Regions from separate parts of the Homo sapiens genome. Here regions 2, 3, 4, 5, 6 and 7 are each linked to region 1. Evidence: chromatin contacts called from ENCODE Hi-C or POLR2A ChIA-PET data. All regions are on one chromosome and are shown on one strand. The core of a region is the stretch at or near the end of the contact, and the rest is flanking DNA. Distances in the headings are between cores, read along the strand shown. Region 1 holds the start of MAML1 (mastermind like transcriptional coactivator 1). Region 2 holds the start of N4BP3 (NEDD4 binding protein 3). Region 3 holds the start of CTC-338M12.4 (a long non-coding RNA gene). Region 4 holds the start of PHYKPL (5-phosphohydroxy-L-lysine phospho-lyase). Region 5 holds the start of TRIM7-AS2 (TRIM7 antisense RNA 2). Region 6 holds the start of CLK4 (CDC like kinase 4). Region 7 holds the start of MGAT1 (alpha-1,3-mannosyl-glycoprotein 2-beta-N-acetylglucosaminyltransferase).

Evidence for each region. A loop is a pair of places that touch in the nucleus more often than their neighbours do. ChIA-PET counts read pairs that join two places held with the same protein, here RNA polymerase II (POLR2A). Pooled maps may share reads with other maps.
Region 2: a pooled map shows a loop between it and region 1 (5-fold over the local background). The contact joins the promoter of N4BP3 here to the promoter of MAML1 in region 1. A Hi-C loop is called at or near these places in 2 of 37 single-sample maps with no recorded cell type and 2 of 50 pooled maps.
Region 3: a map of gastrocnemius medialis shows a loop between it and region 1 (8-fold over the local background). The contact joins the promoter of CTC-338M12.4 here to the promoter of MAML1 in region 1. A Hi-C loop is called at or near these places in 1 of 168 maps with a recorded cell type or tissue (gastrocnemius medialis), 1 of 37 single-sample maps with no recorded cell type and 6 of 50 pooled maps.
Region 4: a map of ascending aorta shows a loop between it and region 1 (7-fold over the local background). The contact joins the promoter of PHYKPL here to the promoter of MAML1 in region 1. A Hi-C loop is called at or near these places in 1 of 168 maps with a recorded cell type or tissue (ascending aorta), 1 of 37 single-sample maps with no recorded cell type and 9 of 50 pooled maps. POLR2A ChIA-PET finds 5 or more read pairs at or near these places in 1 of 52 experiments (A673).
Region 5: a map of PC-9 shows a loop between it and region 1 (8-fold over the local background). The contact joins the promoter of TRIM7-AS2 here to the promoter of MAML1 in region 1. A Hi-C loop is called at or near these places in 1 of 168 maps with a recorded cell type or tissue (PC-9) and 5 of 50 pooled maps. POLR2A ChIA-PET finds 5 or more read pairs at or near these places in 1 of 52 experiments (activated T-cell).
Region 6: a loop to region 1 is called in a map of CD8-positive, alpha-beta T cell, with 26 times the contacts of the local background. The contact joins the promoter of CLK4 here to the promoter of MAML1 in region 1. A Hi-C loop is called at or near these places in 1 of 168 maps with a recorded cell type or tissue (CD8-positive, alpha-beta T cell), 5 of 37 single-sample maps with no recorded cell type and 11 of 50 pooled maps. POLR2A ChIA-PET finds 5 or more read pairs at or near these places in 2 of 52 experiments (HEK293 and activated CD4-positive, alpha-beta T cell).
Region 7: a map with no recorded cell type shows a loop between it and region 1 (9-fold over the local background). The contact joins the promoter of MGAT1 here to the promoter of MAML1 in region 1. A Hi-C loop is called at or near these places in 1 of 37 single-sample maps with no recorded cell type and 12 of 50 pooled maps. POLR2A ChIA-PET finds 5 or more read pairs at or near these places in 1 of 52 experiments (BJ).

Annotation. Positions count from the first base shown.
Region 1 is chr5:179,731,508-179,734,222 of GRCh38, reverse strand. MAML1 (mastermind like transcriptional coactivator 1) reads right to left here and starts at 1,401. Exons shown (of 5, transcript NM_014757.5): 1 at 796-1,401. The coding sequence starts at 1,110. It overlaps CANX (calnexin), which reads right to left. Exons shown (of 15, transcript NM_001746.4): 15 at 2,582-2,715. RefSeq lists silencers at 809-868, 1,109-1,308 and enhancers at 497-997, 1,759-1,858.
Region 2 is chr5:178,112,173-178,114,887 of GRCh38, reverse strand. N4BP3 (NEDD4 binding protein 3) reads right to left here and starts at 1,356. Exons shown (of 5, transcript NM_015111.2): 1 at 1,117-1,356. RefSeq lists enhancers at 127-186, 1-228 and silencers at 267-316, 667-986, 1,067-1,616.
Region 3 is chr5:181,245,236-181,247,950 of GRCh38, reverse strand. It overlaps CTC-338M12.4 (a long non-coding RNA gene), which reads right to left and starts at 1,410. Exons shown (of 3, transcript NR_109909.1): 1 at 1,069-1,410; 2 at 565-835. RefSeq lists enhancers at 1-619, 620-1,546, 2,278-2,327, 1,547-2,475 and silencers at 878-977, 1,208-1,287, 1,388-1,467.
Region 4 is chr5:178,231,454-178,234,168 of GRCh38, reverse strand. It overlaps PHYKPL (5-phosphohydroxy-L-lysine phospho-lyase), which reads left to right and starts at 1,367. Exons shown (of 13, transcript NM_153373.4): 1 at 1,367-1,677; 2 at 2,646-2,715. The coding sequence starts at 1,619. LOC112267937 (a long non-coding RNA gene) reads right to left here and starts at 131. Exons shown (of 3, transcript XR_002956238.2): 1 at 1-131. RefSeq lists silencers at 1,133-1,542, 1,623-1,942 and an enhancer at 1,205-1,743.
Region 5 is chr5:181,190,521-181,193,235 of GRCh38, reverse strand. TRIM7-AS2 (TRIM7 antisense RNA 2) reads right to left here and starts at 1,346. Exons shown (of 2, transcript NR_183285.1): 1 at 1,096-1,346. It overlaps LINC01962 (long intergenic non-protein coding RNA 1962), which reads left to right and starts at 1,328. Exons shown (of 2, transcript NR_108031.1): 1 at 1,328-1,494; 2 at 1,891-2,190. It overlaps TRT-TGT6-1 (tRNA-Thr (anticodon TGT) 6-1), which reads left to right and starts at 1,478; the gene lies at 1,478-1,549. RefSeq lists silencers at 1,000-1,339, 1,520-1,599, 2,220-2,349 and an enhancer at 1,360-1,539.
Region 6 is chr5:178,625,684-178,628,398 of GRCh38, reverse strand. It overlaps CLK4 (CDC like kinase 4), which reads left to right and starts at 1,349. Exons shown (of 13, transcript NM_020666.3): 1 at 1,349-1,453. RefSeq lists enhancers at 1,381-1,990, 1,723-2,403.
Region 7 is chr5:180,801,474-180,804,188 of GRCh38, reverse strand. MGAT1 (alpha-1,3-mannosyl-glycoprotein 2-beta-N-acetylglucosaminyltransferase) reads left to right here and starts at 1,383. Exons shown (of 2, transcript NM_002406.4): 1 at 1,383-1,509. RefSeq lists enhancers at 404-513, 657-1,363, 1,364-2,071 and silencers at 884-933, 944-1,023, 1,194-1,553.

The DNA.
Region 1 (2,715 bases), core at 152-2,651:
TTTTAAACTAAAATCCCCAAGAAAACCACTGAAAAACCTTGTCTCTTTTGTAAATCTGTTTCAGGAAGAAAAACCTCTAACCAACAAATTTCAGGAACATTTACTGAGAGCCCAAAGGGAGTAATAATTGACCAACAATCTAACATCATCAGAGATTTTAAACAGGCCTGATAAATTAAAACTAGAATTGTCAACAATATTGCAGGAATCTCAAGTTCACAAAGTTCAGGCTACCTAAACAAGGAATACTTATATGCAACTCATTGAACATTTTACTAAGTTTTCCAAAAATTTCTTGATTTTCCATTCAGAGGAGTTTCAGTTGGTCAACCAAAGGCCGACTTATTTCCACATGAAAGCCCTGATCCTGCTCACAGCACAGGATCTTGTAAAGGGCAAGGACCCAATAAACATTTGCAGAATAAATGAGGCCAGGCCTACGGTGCAGGAACTCCCTCCATCACAGGCGACTCGAATGCTAGTCTATTTCGAATAAAGATCTCAACATCCCGGAATCAAGTCTGGAAGAAAAACCCTCCGGTTAGCGTTCGCCAGCCTTCCCAGGTCGGGCCTCCTGCAAGGCCCTCAAGGCGCTGTTTTCCCAAAGTAACGCCACCGTGCCACTTCCCAAAGATGACAACCTCTCAGCTCCCTGCCATGTTACCCTCTCTCCAGCCAGATCCAGGAGTCGCGGACGCCTGGGGAAGTCTCCCAGCGGCCCGATCCGCGTCAGAGGAAGCGTTTTCGGGAGAGGGGGCTGCCGCCACGACAAGCGCCTTCCCGCGCCCTACTCACCGTGGCCGGGCGGCCGTGCTCGGGGCCGTCAGCGGCGTCCAGGCGCGGGGCCGGGGCGGCGGGCGCCGGGGCCGTGGCGGCGGGCGGCTGCCTGTGCTTCCCGGCGCGCTTGGCCTTGGCCTGGATGCAGCGCTGGTGCAGGGCGAAGGTGTGTTGGCGCTCCAGCTCCAGGCGCTCGGGCGACACGGCCTCGTAGCGGGCCTCGCAGGTGCTGTGGTGGCGCCGGCACAGCTCGATGCGCCGGCGAAGGCGCTCCATGACCGCGCTGTGCCGCGGCAGCGCGAACTCCGCCATGGGGCAGGTGGGCAGCACCATGGGCCGCGGGCTGCACGGGCCGGGCCCGGGGCCGGGCCTCTCGGGGCCGGCTGGCACTGCGGGCTTCGCTCCCCGCGGCTACCCCTCTCCGCCTCACGGCCGCGCCATGCCCCCGAGGGCAGCGGAGCGGGCTCGCGCGCGGCGGCGGGTTTTCCTCCTGCCCCGCTCGGCCCGACCCCCAGCCGGCGCTTGCTGCCTACCTCAAGCCTCGGCCTCTCCCCACCGCCCCGGCCCCATTGTTTTCCGCGCTACCGCCGCGGCCGCCATCTTAAAATTGTTTTCGGGCCTCTCGGAAGAAGGCGGGGCCTCGGTAAGAGACCTTGTGCATCACGACTGATGAGCAGGGGCCCTGGCCAATCAGAGAAGGAAGAACCGGCCGCCCGAGGGCGTGGGGACGAGCACGCAAGAGGCGCGCTCGGGCGCCAGAGCGGTATTTAAAAGGAATTCTCAAGCGAAGGGCGGAGGGAAGCCCCTGGGCGGGCCTTAATCCTGGGGGCGGAGCTAAGCGTGACTGACAGGAGCCCGTCCAAGAGGCGGCTATTGGTTTCCTGCACAGCACCCGCTGAAGGCAGGCCCTTCCGGCTACCCCGAGAAAAGGGGAATCTGGCAGGCGAGTGCGGCGCAGCTGGCCAGTCCCTGTCGCCCGCCTGGCAGTACAGAGACCTTTTTTTTAAATTATTTTTTAAATTTCGACTTTGATAAACTCTAAGTAGCCACGCTATTTTAATGTCAGCCGTTTTACTTTGACCTTATTCCTTGTATCCAGCCCCATAATTGGTCAGAATCGTCTAGTGAGCTGGTAGTTTCCTCTTGCAACATTCCGAATCACTGGTAGTTTCCACCTATTTGTAAAAGCCCGAGCAAGTTTCAAAAGTGCAGTATTACTCACTACTTAAAAAAAAAGTCCAGAAGATGTGAGCAAAAGCATGCAAGAGTGCAGCTCCATTAGAGGGAACTGGAAATGCAAAGGACGACGTTTCACCACAACCACCGCCTTCCAGGCTCAAGCGATTCTCCTGCCTCAGCCTCTCCAGTAGCTGGGATTACAGGCATGCGCCACCACGCGCGGCTAATTTTGTATTTTTAGTAGAGACGGGGTGTCTCCATGTCGGTCAGGCTGGTCTCCCACTCCTGACCTCAGGTGATCCGCCCACCTCGGCCTGCCAAAGTACCGCGATTACAGGCGTGAGCCGCCGCGCCGGACCAAAAACAGTCCTTTAGGTAAAACTGAGTTACTCAACAAAACCAAACCAAGACAAATTATGCCCCATTATTAAAACTAATAGGCAAAGGGGAGTAGAGGGACTGGAGCAATCAAACAGTGTTAGTACTAAAACTAGATAGTGTGATGCCAAAGGATATCAGGAACTCTAGATATGGGCACTCTAATTGCTAAAAGGTTAAGCAGGAGGTGGCAGGAGGCTGCACATTGAGATACACCATCAGTAGTTCAAACATTCGTTACTCTAGCTTTTTACTAGGGCTCATGAGGTTTTATTTTAAAATCAAGAGAAAACAACAATCAAATATGTCTTCATACAAACGCAGCAGAAAAATACAAATCCTAATGTTTTAAATGGAGAAAGTGGGCCACCAAGGCAAAAG
Region 2 (2,715 bases), core at 107-2,606, 1.6 Mb after region 1:
GGACACTTGCAACCAGGCTGCCCTAGACTGCGGTCCACCAGGCCTGGAATCCCTCCTGCTGCCCCCCAGGTCAGGAAGAAATAGAGGAAACCTGCCTCATGGGGACTCCGAGTCGCTATGCTAGCTCTAGAGGCGGTGGCAGAGGCAGGCTGGCCGCATTCATTCACAGTCTGGCACATGCACACCACACGCTGCCAGCCGGTAGAGAAGCCCTGCCTGGGAGGGCCCTGGGAGGAGGCTGATAACCGCGCCCAGGATGGCCTCCTGCGTCCGCTCCCTCCCGAGGACAGCCAGGCCCAATCTGTTCCTATGTGGTTGGGGTCGGGGGGTGGCCCAGTGGGAGGCAACGGGTCTCAGTTCTCTTTCTGGATACAGCCAGGGCCCTGATTTCGGCTTGTCCCCAGGCCAGCCCTCACTTGGGCCAAAGGCTGTGGCCGGGACTGGACCGGGTGCTCTGGCGGTCAAGACCTAGGAATGTCCCCTACCCGCAGACCCGCAGCTGCAGCCTGGTGGACCGGCAGGGGGTTGGGGGATAAAGGAGGTGTGGGAGGAAGCGAGAGATCTCATGGGGAAGTCAGAGGGGCAAACGAGGTTGCATCCCCACGGAATTTGTGTCAGGAAAGCAGGGGTGAAGGCGAGGGTTCCCCAAAGCTGCGGGAGGTCCCGGAGCTACCTGGGGGGCGGGGTGGGAGGCGCGTCTCCTCCTGGCCCCTCCCTGAGGCCTGCCGGGAGCGGCTGGGCCGGGGGGCGGAGGCCGAGGTCAGACGCCGGCGCCAAGGACGCCTGCCCCACCCAGCCGTGGCGCAGGGGTCCCGCGCGCTGCTCCCTGGAAAGCGCGTTTGCAGGGGTTGGGGAGAGCAAGGTAGCCTGCCGCCTGCCCCTCCAGCGGAGCATCGGGGTCGGTCCCCGATCCGGTGCCTCGGTGACCGGGAGCAGGGGACACCTGGGCGCACGCCGCACCTTGCCACCCCCGCCCATCTCTCAGACGGGAGCCTCGGCCAGCGGGACAGCAGCTTTGCCAAGGACGCCCGAAAACAAGACCTTGGCGACCCGCCCCACCCCTCCCCACCCCCCGAGTCCAGCCCGGGTCCCCAGCCCCTCGCGCGCCCCACTTACCATGGTGGCGACGCGCTCGCCGGCCCGCGGCTCCGCAGCCCTTGCGCGTCGCAGCTCCCCCGCGCGGATTTGAACCCTCCTGCAAGGCGTCGGCTCGGGCCGGGACTGCGTGCCGGGTCGGAGCGGCGGAGCGGCAGGCGCCGGGAAAACGCGGGCGGGCGCCGGCGCCGGAGCCGGATTGGCGAGGGAGGGACGCGCTCCGCGGCGCTCGATCGCCTGCCCCAAAGGCGGAGGGAAAACCCGGCCTGACTCACCGGCGCGCGGCAAGCCCACAGCCCGGCCCCGGCCCCCGGATGTGGGGGGCGGGGCCGCCTACCCGCGAGCCAACCTGGGCCCCGCCCGGCCCCGACCGCGCCCCCGGCCCTGACCCGCAGAGGCGCCGCACGGCGGTGGCGGGCGAAACCTGGACCGGCTGCGCCTCGCGTCGCTGCCTCCTTGAGCGCCCCGGCTCGTTCCCGAGGGGTGGGCAGCCCCGAGCGCGGCCCACGCCCCAGAGAGCGCACAGCGCCCCCGCTTCTCCTCCTCCGCCGTTCGCCTCGCCCGCCTCCTCTAAGGAAGAGGCGCGTGAGGTCCCTCACCTCCCTAATTGTAGCCGCCTCCTCTCCGGAAAACCTGATTTCCCCCCTTTGGGGATGAACCACAGTAGTACTTTGAGAAGTGAAAAGATTTTACCCCACGACTCTGGCTGAATTGGGCACAGAGTTATTTTCTTTTTGCCTCCAAAGTATTCTAGGGGCAGCAAAATCAGGTGCCTTCAGGGGCCAGAAAAATTACGCAAATGAGTCGTGAGCTTCCTACTAAGACAGTAGGAAGACATGGAAACAGACACAGACACGTAAAGGAGTCATATTCGAAAAATTAAAACACCGTTTCTAATTCAAAAGTTAAGCATAGAGTTACCATATGATCCGGCAATTATAGTCCTCAAACAAGTAATGTTCTTGGCAGTACTAGTCACAATAGTCAAAGAGCCAAAAGGTGGAAACAGCCCAAACTAACAATTGATGAGGGTGTAAGCAAACAATGGTAGATCCATTCAGTGGAATATTATTCAGCCATAAAAAAGAAATGAACGCCATGTGATGACTCATGTCTGAACTCTCCCAGCACTTTTGGAGGCCAGGAGTTCAGGAACAGCCTGGGCAACTCACAAAACTCCATCTCTATCTTAAAAAAAAAAAGACCTGATGTGGTGGCTCACCCCTGTAATCCTAGCATTTTGGGAGGCCGAGGCAGGCGGCTCACTTGAGGTCAGGAGTTTGAGACCAGCCTGGCCAACATGGCGAAATTCTATCTCTACCAAAAACACCAAACATTAGCCAGGCATGGTGGAGCGAGCCTGTAATCCCAGCTACTCGGGAGGCTAAGGTAGGAGAATTGCTTGAACCCAGGAGGCAGAGTTGCAATGAACGGAGATTGTGCCACTACACTCCAGCCTGGATGATGGCGTAAGCCTGTCTCAAAAAAAAAAAGAAAGAAAAGAAAAGAAAAAGAGGAATGAAACACTGATGATACCTGCTACAACATGGATAAACCTCCAAAACATGGCAAGTGAAAGAAACCAGACACAAAGCCCACATGTGTTAATGATGCCATTTA
Region 3 (2,715 bases), core at 161-2,660, 1.5 Mb before region 1:
CCTCTGGTCCTGGCCACGCACCTTTCCCTCAGCCTCGCCTCAGCATTCAAGGGAAAACCTGCCACCGCGCAAGCCCTCCAGGGTCTGGAATGCTGGCAGGAGGGGATGGATGCCTCTGCTCCTGGAGAAAAGGGCTCTGGCAGGGAAGCCTGAGGGGCTGGTTCCAACTGTACAGGTCCTGTGGACTCCTCAGAAAAGGAATGGTGAGATGGATTTTCATAGGAGAGCCTCTCCAATTTCTCCTTGGGACTTTTTTTTTTTTTTTTTTGAGACGGAGTCTCTCTCTGTCGCCCAGGCTGGAGTGCAGTGGCGCCATCTCGGCTCACTGCAAGCTCCGCCTCCCGGGTTCACGCCATTCTCCTGCCTCAGCCTCCCGAGTAGCTGGGACTACAGGCGCCCGCCACCACGCCCTAATTTTTTGTATTTTTAGTAGAGACGGGGTTTCACCGTGTTAGCCAGGATGGTCTCGATCTCCTGACCTCGTGATCCGCCCGCCTCGGCCTCCCAAAGTGCTGGGATTACAGGCGTGAGCCACCGTGCCCGGCCTCTCCTTGGGACTCTTACCTTGTATGGAATGGAAGTGGTGCCTCTGGGGTCCCAGACACGGGAGAGAGGAAGCAGCCCAGGGGCTGGGAGAAGTGGTGAGACCCAGAAGAACGGTGGACCCAGTCAGGAAGGGTCCTGCCAGCAGGGCGTGGGCCAGCCTCGGGGTCTTCCCCAAAAGGCAGGTAGGGGCCTCCAGCAAGCTTCCCACCTCCGTGAGGCTGGAGAAGAGGCCCCCTGGATGAGAAGGAAGAGGCCGGCAGGTCCGGCGGGCGCAGGCACAGGTAGACTTCTGGTGGGAAAAGCGTGACTCAGCCTCCTCCAGCGGCTGCAGGACGTCCCCCCGCTAGAAAGGGCCGGGCTCCCTTTGCTGACCCAGAGTCAACCCAGCGATTCCTCCCGGGGAGGCGGGGGGCCCCGGCCCCGGCCCAGAGCGCATGCCTATGCCGGGAGCTGGGCGAGGACAGGGCACAGCCACAGCTGGGTGCCCAACGGGAAAGGCGGCCGTTCCCCCTCAAGCTGCACCTGAAGGGGTCCCCAGGGTCGAGGCCACTTCTCCTTCGGCTCAGGGTTGACCTTCAGTGACCACTGTGGCCTGCGGGCATCCCCTGGGAGGGACGGAGGGGGATGGAGGAAAACTCCAAAGGGAAAGGCCGAATCCTGCAGGGTCTGGTCGTCGGAAAGCCAACCATACAGTCAGCCCTCCCTCTCCTCGGGCTGCCGTCGCCATCCGGGTCCACACGGGCTCTAAGACAAAACCCCAATTGCCCCCAAGGCCCCATAGGAGGGGCGCTGCCAGAATCGCCTATTTTTAGTGAAAGAGAACCGGGCCGGGAGACGGCGGCAGGGGGCCGGAGCATTCCCGAGGTCTCGGTCTGGGTGTCGCGAGGCAGGGAAAGAGGGCGGCCCCGGAGCGGAGCGGGAAAGGGGGCGGGGCAGGGTGGGGCCGGACGTGGCAACCTCCCGCTTCCGGGACAGTGACCCGCGGCGCGGCAAGGCCTTTCCCTTGGGCGTGGGTGGGGACCTGGACTCCCTGTGGAACGTTTAAGAAAAAGAGAACCGAATGAGGTTTCGCGAAAGGAAAAAAAATGTAACTGTGATCTAGTGCTGTTGACGGCCGCGAATGGAGAAACCCCGTGTTCTCGAGGACAAATTGGAACTCCTCGGCGTTTTAGGTCCTCAACCCGGGAACCCCTCGCACCGCGAATCTCAGTCCACAGCGGGAGGCGGGTGTGGTCGTTCACCTATTTGTGCCCGAGGGCTCAGGGAGGCGCTGGCATGACCCGAGTGGGGGGCAGCAAGCTGGTTAGCGGGAGGGTGAAGGCAGCGGTCTTCCACGACCACCACAATCACCTGGGTAGGGATTGAGTCCCGTATTGGAAAAGCGAAAGAACAGTCAGCTGGGGGTGCCAAGGAGGCAGGTGATGTATACAAACCTGGAGCCTTAGGATGGTCCACAGGCTGCGGAGGACCACAGCCAGGACAACGTCCCGGAAAGCCCAAGGGAGACTGCGGCGGAAGGCAGGGGAACCTGCAGAGGACCAGGAGAGCAAGCTGTTTCAGGGAGGGATCCTGGCCTTCCCTGCACACCTGGGCGTCTACAGCCTCCGGCAGCTCTGCCACCCTCCCTCGCCTGTCTTCTGCCTTTACGCAGGCTTTCTAGCAGACATTGCCAAGGTTCTTCTCCAGGCCTTCAAGGCCCTAGGTTAACTGCACCCTCCATTTCCCTGCTCTGTCCTCAGCCCCTCCACACTCCAGCTCAGTACGTTGGCACTAACTCTTCCCTCCGATTGAAATATTTTTCCCCCATTTGACTTCCCTCCACAGGAACATTATTCTCCCATATACCCGCAGGGCTCTCTCCGTGTCTCTGTTCCAATGTTCTCCCCTCTTCGCATACCGTAGGAAGTAAACTGCAAATAAAACAAACCAGGGTCCCCCCTCTGTCTTGTTCACAGCTGTGTCCCCAAGACCTAAAATAAGGCCTGGCACCCAAGAGGTGCTAAGTTTCACAACATTTACTCTGCCTTGTTCAGGGCGCTTTACATTTGCTTCTTCACTTTCCACACCACCATGTAATGTAGATACTAATATTATTTCCAATCTCATTTCACAGATGAGAAACGAAAGTTGATAGATGTCACAAATAGAAAAGTATATACTTAGGTATAA
Region 4 (2,715 bases), core at 118-2,617, 1.5 Mb after region 1:
GTGGCGTGCACCTGTAGTAGCAGGTACTTGAGAGGCTGAGATGGGAGGATCACATGATCCCAGGGAGGTAGAGACTGCAATGCTGCACTCCAGCCTGAACAACAGAATAAGACCCTTTCTTTAAAAAAAAAAAAAAATACAGGCCACAAGCAGTTAACCTCGCAGTTAATTTGGGAAGAATTTTTTCCAAAAATCATGTAAAATATTCAATTCAGCTTTACAGTTAAAAATAAGAAATTCCATTCTTTTAGGGAAGATGAAAAAGTCCTGTTGCATGGATGGTGGTGATGGCTGCACGACGATGTGAATGTACTTTTGCCACTGAATTGTATCCTTAAAAATGGTTAAAATGGTAAAATTTTGTTATGTATATTTTACACAATAAAGAAAAAAGAAACTCCAAATGTTCTTTAATAAATGCCTTAAGCGGCCGGGTGCGGTGGCTCACCCGGCCTGTAATCCCAGCACTCTGGGAGGCCGAGGCAGGCAGATCATCTGAGGTCAAGAGTTCAATAAATGCCTTATGCATCTTACAACTGTATTGGGAAGAGAAGAAGAAATCAGCAATGAGGGAGTGAAGCAGAGGCCTGGGAATCATGATGTGGACAGAAAGAAGGGACAATCAGGAGCCTCCCCTGCACCTGCTGCAGTCCCAGGCCCGTGTTCCAGGGTTCTTCAAGGCAGAAAGCCCCAGTGCCTCACCCCAGGAGGGGGCTTTTCTCTCATATCCCAGCCCCTTGGGAGGCTTTTTCTTCTCACTCCCTGGGCTGGGAGTCAAGAAGACCTCAGTAGGAGTCCAGCCTCTGCAGCCTTGCTGCGTGTCTGACAACAAAACCCTTTCCCTTTCTGGGCTTCAGGGTCACCGACATGTACCACAAGGAGGATTCCCAACCTCTCTTCTTGCCCAAACGCTGCATGATTCTCTCAGCGACGATACAGCTCGTCCGGTTCACCCTGCCTAGATTCTAGCAGGAACTATGGTGCCCTGAAGGTCAAGCCCATGGTGATCTCCTTGGTCAGCCCCAGAAGGGACCCTGGGCTCTCCTTCTGCTCTTCCTGCTGCCCCTTCATGGGGCTGGGAAAACCTAGGACCTGCTTCTCCCACCCTGAGGCCCCTACTGTGTACCAGGCCCGGGTAAGGTACCAGTCACATACTCGCACTTAGGCCTCACAGTTCATCCCATTTTATGCACAAGGCGACTCAAAGACTGAGTCTGGCCCAGAGAAGGCCTGCAGGAGCTCCGAGCCCCGCCTGGGCGCCGGGAGCAGGGGCGGGGTCGTCCGGGACCCTTTCCCGGAAGGGAGGCCGCAGGGGCCTGCGGGGCGGGGCCTGCGGGGCGAGGCCCGGGGCGCGTCCCGGAACCAGAGACGGGGCAGCGCTCGAGTTCCTGCGCGGGACTGCCAAGGCACGACCACGGGCCGGAAGGCTGCCAGGCCCAGTGGGCAAGCGAAGAAATGAACCACCGCAACGCGGGCGCTTCGGGGCGGGGCCGAGTGCGAACCTGAGCCCCAAATCCCGACCCAGGCAGGGGCGGGGCCCGGAGCGGGGCCTTGGAGGCCCAGCCCGCGCGGCGACGTCTCCGCGTGGCGTCACGGCACCGACTGACGGCCACCCACCATGGCCGCAGACCAGCGCCCGAAGGCCGACACGCTGGCCCTGAGGCAACGGCTCATCAGGTACCCGGGCGGGGGGCGGGCGGCGGGGGGCGCGGGGCTGCGCGGAGAGGCACGCGCACGCACGACGCACGCACGCACGCACTACGCACGCGCCTCCGGCTAGGAAGCCGCTGCTACCCATCCCGTCCGGCCGCTGCCCCGGCCCCGCTGGAGCTTCTAGGGCCCGAGGCGGGCGGCGCCGTTGGGCAGTCCCGGCGGGTGGTCTCCGGGGCCGCCTCCCCGACAGCGCCGTCTCCAGGCCGCCCAGTTCAGGAGACGGCCCCGCCCTCACCGCTGTTCGGCTGTGTCAGCCTCGCTTGGCAGCCTTTACTCCGGAGAAGACCTTCACCCTGGCGCCTGAGAGGACCTCACCCAGGGTGGCCCGTCAGCAGCACCTGGGCCTGGCTCGAGAGTGACCTGGGAGGGGGCTGAAAGGGCAGACAAGGGAGAGTCGGGGGAGTCGGTTCACAGGCAGCACACTTGACCTGTGAGGGGGCCCTCGGTGGGACGGTGGGTGAGGTCGCCTCCCACTGGAGCTTAGGGCTGGCACCCAGCGAGGGGCAGCAGGGCCACGTGGCTGGCAAGGAGCTGTTTAGGGCTGAGAGCCAGGCACCTAATGTTGGTGCCCTGGCCCATCCCATCGAAGACACGCGGCCTTATGGAGTCCCCATGGGACGGGGCAGCCACCTTTTCTCAGGATCCGGGAGACTGACGCGGACACATGCAGAAATGAGCAAGGAGGCCACAGAGGCTGAAAATGCTTTCAGAAACAATCCGAAGTTTCAGCGACTTGTTACCCCATCTGCTTCCTGCTTTGCAACCACCTGTGGAGTGGAGAGACAAGGCAGGGAAGCAGCACCTTGCCCTTCCAGCTCTCATTTCCCCCCCGCCACCAGAAACTGGGAAGGGGTGGGCGGGGGTCTGCGATGAGTAGACTTCACCCTTTCGGTCTTCAGACATGGCTGTCCACTCCTTGCCTGTCCCCACAGCTCTTCCTGCAGACTCTTTTTTCCCGAGGATCCTGTTAAGATTGTCCGGGCCCAAGGGCAGTACATGTAC
Region 5 (2,715 bases), core at 97-2,596, 1.5 Mb before region 1:
AGGAAAACCGATCTCTAACATTAATTTCCTAACTGAATCACCTATTGTTACCGTTAAGCCTTAATGTTATCTGGCTTGTATGGCTTTTTGATTAAGTATCATAATTCCCTTTGTACCATCCAACAAATGTGCTGGGCATCACAACACACATTACAGGTCCCAGAAAGTACCATGTCTGGTGAAGGTGTCACATGAGGGTCAGGTCTGGGGACTGGGAGTAGCTGTCCGCATGTTTATTTTCCGTTTTTGTGTCCATGAGTGCAATCGTGTGTCTATCAGAGTGTGTGTGTTTGCAGAGTGACTACATATATAGCTATGTATCTTAAGAAATGTAACAACAGTTACTGTAACAATTGCATAGAGAAGGGAACAGATGTTCTTTCTTGCTAACCAGGGCAGTACAGTAACTTGGATGTCAGGATGCTGGTGTCCTCGAGGGCATGTGTGTGCATTTCCCTCTCCTAGACTCTGGGCATCATAAACTCTAGGGACCTCTGGGTCTGTGAGAACAACTGGCCTAACTTGGGCCCTTCTTATTCAACCCATCAGTCCTAGCTGCTGACCCATAAGCGCAGGCCTCTGCCGCCAGACCCTCACAGGGACCCTCAGCATCCAGAATGGGGGGCACCTAGAGGCCCACCTCTGGCCTGGCCGCCCAGTGACCCAAGTCACCCGGCATTGCAGGGAGCACAGGGCAGGCTAGGCCACCAGACCAAGGTCCACCTCCTACACCCACCACTTTCTGTCCTTTGCCAGGCTGAGCCCTCATCCTTTTCCCCTCTCCTCCGGCCCGTGGGCCCTTTAAGGGCCCTGACAGAACATGTCAGGGTGTACCCTAAAAGCTGCCTTTTCCTACTTCATCCAAATGTGAGACGGGGCTGGCACCCACCCGCAACCTCGCCTGGACCCTTCCCACCCCAGCGCCTCCAAACACCTGGCCCTCCTGATTCCCCGCCTCCCCCGCCACACTCCCGCTGGGCCTCCACCTCCTGATGACCCCACTGTTCCCCCACCGCCCAGCTCGCCCCAGGTCCCGCCCTAACCTCTCGGATCTGGACTCCCTGCAGGACGGGCGCACTGACACCCTTCCCTGACCTTTCCATAGCCTTGACCTGGATCCCCGCTTCCTCACGCACAGCAAGACGCAAAACGTGCTCCCCAATCCTGCGCACGCCCTTCCCTGGCCCCCGCCCCGCCCAAGGCCCGGGGCGGTCCTCACAGCTCGGAGCTCGGCGGTGCCGCCCCGCCCCGACAGCTCCCGCCCGCGCGCGCGCCCAACGACGGCACTGTCTTCGCGGAGCCCTCTGCCGGGACTAACGGCCGTTCCGTGCCACGGACGCACGGGCAAGATGGCTGCGGCCGTGGGAGGAGCTTGGGTCCAGCAGCCACAGAACTCGGCCGAGGGTTCAGCGGACTGCGGCTGCGCGGCGCCGGCGACAGCGTCAACTGCTTTTGTGTCAAAAGGAAACCAACAGCCGGCTCCATAGCTCAGGGGTTAGAGCACTGGTCTTGTAAACCAGGGTCGCGAGTTCAAATCTCGCTGGGGCCTGCTTCCGTCTTTTCCTATTCTTTCCTTAAAGATAGAAAAGTGGAAGATAGGCAAGCCTACTTCCGCCTTCCTGGGAGGCCAGAGCCTGGCGGAGTCACTTTCTTTTTGCCTCTAAGATACCCACCGCGCAAGGCTACTTTCCTACCACTTCCTTATCTCTTGAAGAGTCAGACCCACTGCGGGCTTCCTTTTCCATCACGGGTTCCCTGGGCCCCGCGCGCCCTCTCCCCACGACCCCGCTCACTTCCTTCTGCGCGCTCCCCGGGAGCGTCTTTCCGCTTCTCTCCGGTCTTCCCACTCCAGCTAGGGACTCGCCCTCGTGTCTCCTTCCCTCTCTCCAGGGGGAGACGATGGCACTACCGCGCCCCTTCCCGCCATGCGTTTGTTTGCGGCGTTCCCCGACGCGCGCGCTGAGGCTCTGGTCTGCGGCTCTGCGCTTGGCGGCTGCGCGCCCTCGGCCTTCGGGTCCCCGCCGCCTCCGTGCTGCAAGGTCTGATTTCTTCCTGTGGAGTTAACACGGAAAAGCGCAGACGGCCACATTCATGACCCGGGAGTAACGGCTCTACCTGTCACATTCGCTTTCAGCCTAAAACAAAATTTTAGTTTATTTTAGACAAAATATATAACTAAGGTATGCTGGCCTTCTGACTGATTTATTCTTGCTGTTAACGGAAGTGTAGAAAGTGAGCCCAAGTCCTCAGTGAACAGTGGGGGCGCTGCCCAGGTGCAGGACTGGCCCCCTGGGGGTCTCGGGACGGCTCCCGCCTCCGTCTTCCCCGCACCGCGCACTTTGGAGGCCTGGGCACAGGTGGAGGCGGCGCTGGGTCCCGCCGTACACTCCCCTGTCGCAGGCGCCCTCTCTCCAGCCGGAGGGAACCTCAAAAAAGCTCTGAGCGAGTCCCCGTCCCAGGTGGGGCCGCGGCTTATACCGGGACCACTCCAGGGTAGCTCAAGGTTCGAAAACGGAATCCCTGTCCGGTGAACCAGAGAAGAGAAAATCGCTCGGGGCCACCTGGGTAGAGACCGGAGGGGTGACTGCCTTGACTGGGAGGCGTGGAGGAGCGAGCGGGGTCTGCGGCTCCGGCCGGGAGGTATGCGCTTCCCTCTCTCACCCATGCCTGCTCCGGTCCAAAGAGCCGAGACCGTGGGTCAAGACCGGGATGGAT
Region 6 (2,715 bases), core at 100-2,599, 1.1 Mb after region 1:
ATGGTGGCTATTCTAGATGAAAATAATATCATTTGTTTCATTCTGTAGCATAAAGAGTTTACCCTTCCAGTTTTCCAAGTTTCTTTTCAACTTCGCTTCTTGGAGTGCAATCTCCATGAAAATTCAACTTACTTTTTGAAATGCTGTACAATCTCCGAGATTTATCTAAATTTACCCTACTTACCCAAACCAGATGGCACAAGTTTCTATCATGTTAGATCACTAAAGGTATTTCCGTTCCCTCCTTTCACCTAACAGGATAACAGGTCTCCCACATGCTACTGGGCTAATACCCGCAAGAGTTCAACCCTACCCTCCCAAATTTGATTTCTAGCTTTCCCTTTTATCCAGCGAATCCCCGTCAGAATACAGAAGCCAACCCCCACCCCGCCCGCCGTCCCCCCCCACGATCTTCAGTCTCACCTAAACCCTTTCCCTCACTTACGCCCTTCCTTGCTTTGACACCCTATTCTTGGTTCTCCTCCTCTGCTGATCATTCCTTCTCAGGCCCCTTTCCCTCTGGCCCTTGAGTGTTCCCCACAGGGCTCCGACTTTGACCCTAATATTTCTCATGTTACATACTTACACGGGGGAACTGCCTGAGGGTCCTCAGAACTGCAGAATACCTTATTTGAGGTAAGCAAGCCCCATAACGGACTATCACTAGCTCAGAGACATTTTTCAGCCTTGAATAAAATCAGCCCGCAGGGACAAAAAAAAATGGGGAAAACTTCGTTAGGGAAACTTCCAGCGACCTTAACTGCTCAGGAGGTAGGGATCCTAACAGGAAAACCTTGTCAGGAGTCTCCATTGAAACCTCCGGGTTTTTGTTTTGTTCTGAATAGGAGCACGTGCCTTGAAAAGATTAGCACCCCTTGAGCTTGTTTTCTGAGACAGCCTCTTTGTCCGAATCCACCTTAGACTGGAAGCGCCAAGTGGGCAGGACAAGCACCCAGTCCAGGGAACAGCCCAGGGACCAGCCAAGGCCCGCCCTAGGCGGTTTTGGGGCCGTTGTCGGGTGCCGGCTGCGGGAGTTGAGGTCCCGGGGGAGGGGGCAGACACGCGGTACACACTGAGGGCGGGACACGGGCGTTCCTTCCCGGTTCCACCCGAGCCCGTAGAGAACGTAAACACCCTCCCGGCCTAGAGGCCCCGGGACCGGGTGGGCGGGGGGGGGGGGGTGGAAATGCTTGGGCCGCGCAGCCGCAGTGTGGAGGCTCGAGCCCCGCTCTTACGTCACGTGGAGCCCCGCCCTTAGGTGGAGCGGCGGGAGCGCGCAAGGTTCTGTCACGCAGGCGCGTTCGCGCGGCGTAGGTGGTGCTAGAGGCGACTCGGGGGATTCTAGGGCGACGGCGCTGCCGCCATTTTGTGGGGTGTTTGTCGCAGCGGCCGAGGAGGGAAGACGGCAGTTTGGCGACATTTCTCGGCCGAAGGGCCATTTGCTTTTGCGGAGGTAGGGTTGCAGATGGTGTGTGCTGGGACAGGCGGCTGTCGGTCTTTAGGTCTCCGAGCCAGGTGTCGGAGAAACGACCGCGTTAGGGGCCTGGGCTTCTGGAGCTGAGTTGGGAGTTCTGCGAGGCGCTGCTCGGCTGGTGCACGCCGGCAGCACCGAAAGTTGCTCGGGCGTCGCGGTTCTGCCGCTGACCCTTCTCTGAGGGCCCTGGCCGCTCGCGTCGCGGCTCCGGAGGCCGTGGGCTCGCGGTCCCCTGCTGCCTGGCGAGCGCGGCTGTTGGTTAACCCTGTCGGGACCTCTTCCAGCCGGCGGGCGCTAGGACCTGTCGGGAGACCCTTCGAGAGCCGTCTCTGGCATTCGTGTTGTCGGAGATCAAGTCTTCCCCTGGATTCCTGGCCTGGGCCGTTTGTAGCGTTTCGGGGGTTTTCCAGAGTCAAGCATTTGCCCCTGTCTTGAGTGCGCCAAAGGCACTGGCCGGGTGCCCAGGAGCCGGGAGGTGGGGACCGGGCGTCCGTGCAAATCCAGGTGGTTGAGGGCAGTAGCTGCTTGTGAGAGGTGGAAATTTGCGGAGGCTAGTCCTCTGTGCTATGCTGAACACAACATTGTTGCAGCGAACCTGCGTTTCTGGTGGTTTTGCATCTTATTATCCCTGGTTGCCTAAATAGTCCAGATAGGCTTATCCGATCCTTAGGAAACCGCCCCGCAAACTGAACTCGCCAGCCACTTTGTCTTGCCTCATAGCTGTCCTGTGCGATTGTGCTTTTTACACACCCCTACAGGCTTGTAACCCATTAAATGCAGTCCTCTTGGAGCCATCCAATCCTAAACTTATAACCTGTTTCGATGTTTTTAAGCCATGTACGTAGCGTAAAGTTGTCAAGAACTACAGGATCTTAAGGGCAGTGGCGATGGATCTACATATGAGATCCATTGTGTCATTATTTTTTGAAAGATACCTACTCTAGCATGTGGGATGCTTTATTAGAGGCAGTGTCATGATTCTAGATAGCTTTTCTTTTTTATGTATGCGAAGGAACCTTACCACGTAGAACGTGGGTCGGGTGATCTTTGTGCCTCCAGATAAAATATTTTTGAACATTGCAGGGTGAGTGGGGGAGGTCAGAGGCTGGGACTAACAGCTGAATTACATTTGAAGTAGTGAACTTGAGAAGAATTTTGGACTCTCACAACGGAGCTCGTTCTTATTTTAATGTTTGCATATTAACTGATAATTTGAGAGTTCTGTTTTGCTGGAGGTTAGC
Region 7 (2,715 bases), core at 134-2,633, 1.1 Mb before region 1:
TCCGCAGAGCTGCTGAGGCTTGAAGGACAGGCCGAGGGAGGGTTTGGCCCGTGAGGCCCCTCACCATGCCTGGTGACCCCTTAGCAGTTTTGATTTAGGTCCTCGCCTCCACGCAGGGGCCTGCGGGTGCGCGCGGCCCTTTGTTTCTCTAGAACCCTGCACGATTCGTGGTTTCATGTAGAAACAAGTTAGTGAGCAGTCAGTCAGTAACCACAGGCCGCAGAGTTCCGGGCTGCTCCGTGCTCTGGAACACGGGGGAGGGGTTGATGTCAGGGGCGTGGGTCCTGATCACATGGCAGCAGCCCTTCTTGGGGAAGTCAGCTACCCAGCAGCCTGTAGTCCTCGGCTACCCACCCTCACCGCCTGGGGTCCCATGGTGAGACAGCTGGGTGGGCATCAGGCTTCTGCAGAGGGCCAGGCCGGAGGGAGCTGGGCGAGGGAGTGGGGCTGGCTCCTGGCTTGCACCGGCCTCGTGGAATCCAGGCCTCAGACCTGATCGCTGGCGAAACTGGCTCTGTGCGCTGGAGCCCCTGGTCTTCTGCGTCTGTCCTCCTCCCGGCCAGACTTTACTCCTGGCTCAGCGACAGGTATTTGCTATGGAAGAGCTGTCCCTCCCTCCCCTCGGTGGGCCTGGGTCCACCTCCACCTCCTCTTCAGGTCCGCACCTTCCTCCCCTTTAAAACACCAGCCGGGCGCAGACCCGTTCTAGGCTTTTCCATGGTGCTTCCGCCAAAGCTTGTGACCGAGTCCTTCCCGCCTAGGGCTGGTGGGCCTCCCCTGCTGGTAGGTCTCTCTTCGCTTTCTTTACTCAGAACTGAAGCTCTCATTCCCCACCCACCAAGGAAAAACAAAAGGGAAGAAGCCACAGCTGGCCCCGGCTTGCTTTGGCACAGGTGTTTCCCCCCGGCCCCCCGTCGGGCACCCTGGTTCCTGTTCTGTCCCTGCCCCACGCGACCCTGGGGCTCCCACCCGGGCTCCTCAGCCTCCCCTGGGTTGGGGTGGGGGGACTGGCTCCCAGCCCTTGGCCTAGGGTTTGGTGAACGCCTTTCCTGGACTGCGGGCCCACTTCAGGCGCGGCTCCAGGCTGGGCAGCTGCGCTGGAGGGCCGAGGGCAGGGGTGGGGTCGGGCGTCCACCCTCAGGGTTGCGCCAGGGAGCCGGAAAGCCGACTCCCGAAGTTGGGGTCCTGGGAAAACTTGGGTCCTGGGTTGACTGAGAAGCGGCGGGGAAAGGAGGCGGGCCAGGAGGAGGGGGCCTGGCGGACGCCGGCCGGGGGGCGGGGCGCGGCGGGGCTGTCGGTCACGCCCCTCAGTCCGCCCCGCCCCGCCCCGCCTGCCGGGGAAGGGCCACGTTGCCCGCCCGGCCGTCCGGCCCCGGCGCGCCGCAGAAAGGGCTGGCGAGTCGAAAGGCGAGGCGGCCGCGGCAGCGCTTGGGACGCGCCTGGGCACCGGGCTCGCTCCCTGCGCCCCGGAGCAGGCCAAGTTCGGGGCCAGGACGTCGGGAGGACCTGGTGAGTAGGTGTCCGGGGACGGAGGTCAGACCGGGGGAGGCCTCGCGGGCGCCGAGAGGGAGCCCAAGGGACGTCGGGTCGCCCCAAAGCCCCGGTGCCCATGAGTGCTAGCGAGAGGGGGCTTGGCTGGGGAGCGGCCCGGTCCGACCCGGTGCCAGCTGCGCGTTAGTCCCTTCCCGAGCCGAGAGGTTGGAACTCCGCCTTCTGCTTTCGGAATCCCGGGCCTCCAGCTGTTAGAGGAAGGGCGGGCTCCGCGGACTGGGGAGGATGTTGTGAAACTCGGCCCCGGGCGTCCGTGCGTGCGGGGCAGGGAGGGGGTGGGATTGGGGAGTGGCCTTTCCCCCCTAACCTCACTCCAGCATCCTTTCCCCAAGTTAATAGAGGCTGATTCTCCTCAGCAGAAAGGAAATGTTGATTCAGTGTTGAAATATATATATAATAAGTTGGCAAGAAAACTTTTCTTCCTGTTTGCTAACGTGTGTGGAGTAGAGAGCCCCGGGACGTGCAGTGCCCGCGTCTGATAAACTCTGAAGTAGAGGGACTGTGGCTGGCCGGCTCCCTGAAGGCTGAAGCTTCACTTTGGTTAACCCTTGCTGCTGTAGTGGGTCTGCCGTTTTGTTTTAGAACATCACTGGCTGAGATGTTGCCCAGCTTTATTTTCAGTCATTTACGGTATTTTTTCAGGCCGTGTAGCCTTTGCTCTTACGTGCTCACATCATCCAGGATCTGCCTTCCATCAGCAATCACTGCGTCCTGGTCCTTCCCAATTCTGGGGACCATTGAGCTCACCCATTTCCCTGCTTCTGTGTCTCATTCTCACTGTTAGAAGCACTGCGGTATGCCTGACCTCAGTGGCCTGTGTTAACAAGGGAAACTCATTACTGTTCGGGGCAGTAGGGAAATTGTCACTGTCGTCAGTATCCAGGCAGTGGGACCTTGTGATGAACCAAATCAACCCTGTCACCTTATAGATGAGAGAACTAAGGTACAAGTGGGTCAAGTGACTTGTCCAAAGTTGCCTGGCTTGCTGGCTGGATCGCCTGAATCCCAGGCCTCATGCCTTTTGTGGCACTTGTATTTAGCTCTTCTTTTCCAGGATGAATAACCTGCATCCCTTCCCTCCTAGGTCTTATTCTCTCAACTCTTGAATTATTTAGTGTATCTTCTCTGACTACCTTTCTTTTTTTTCCGTCCTGAAATTATGGG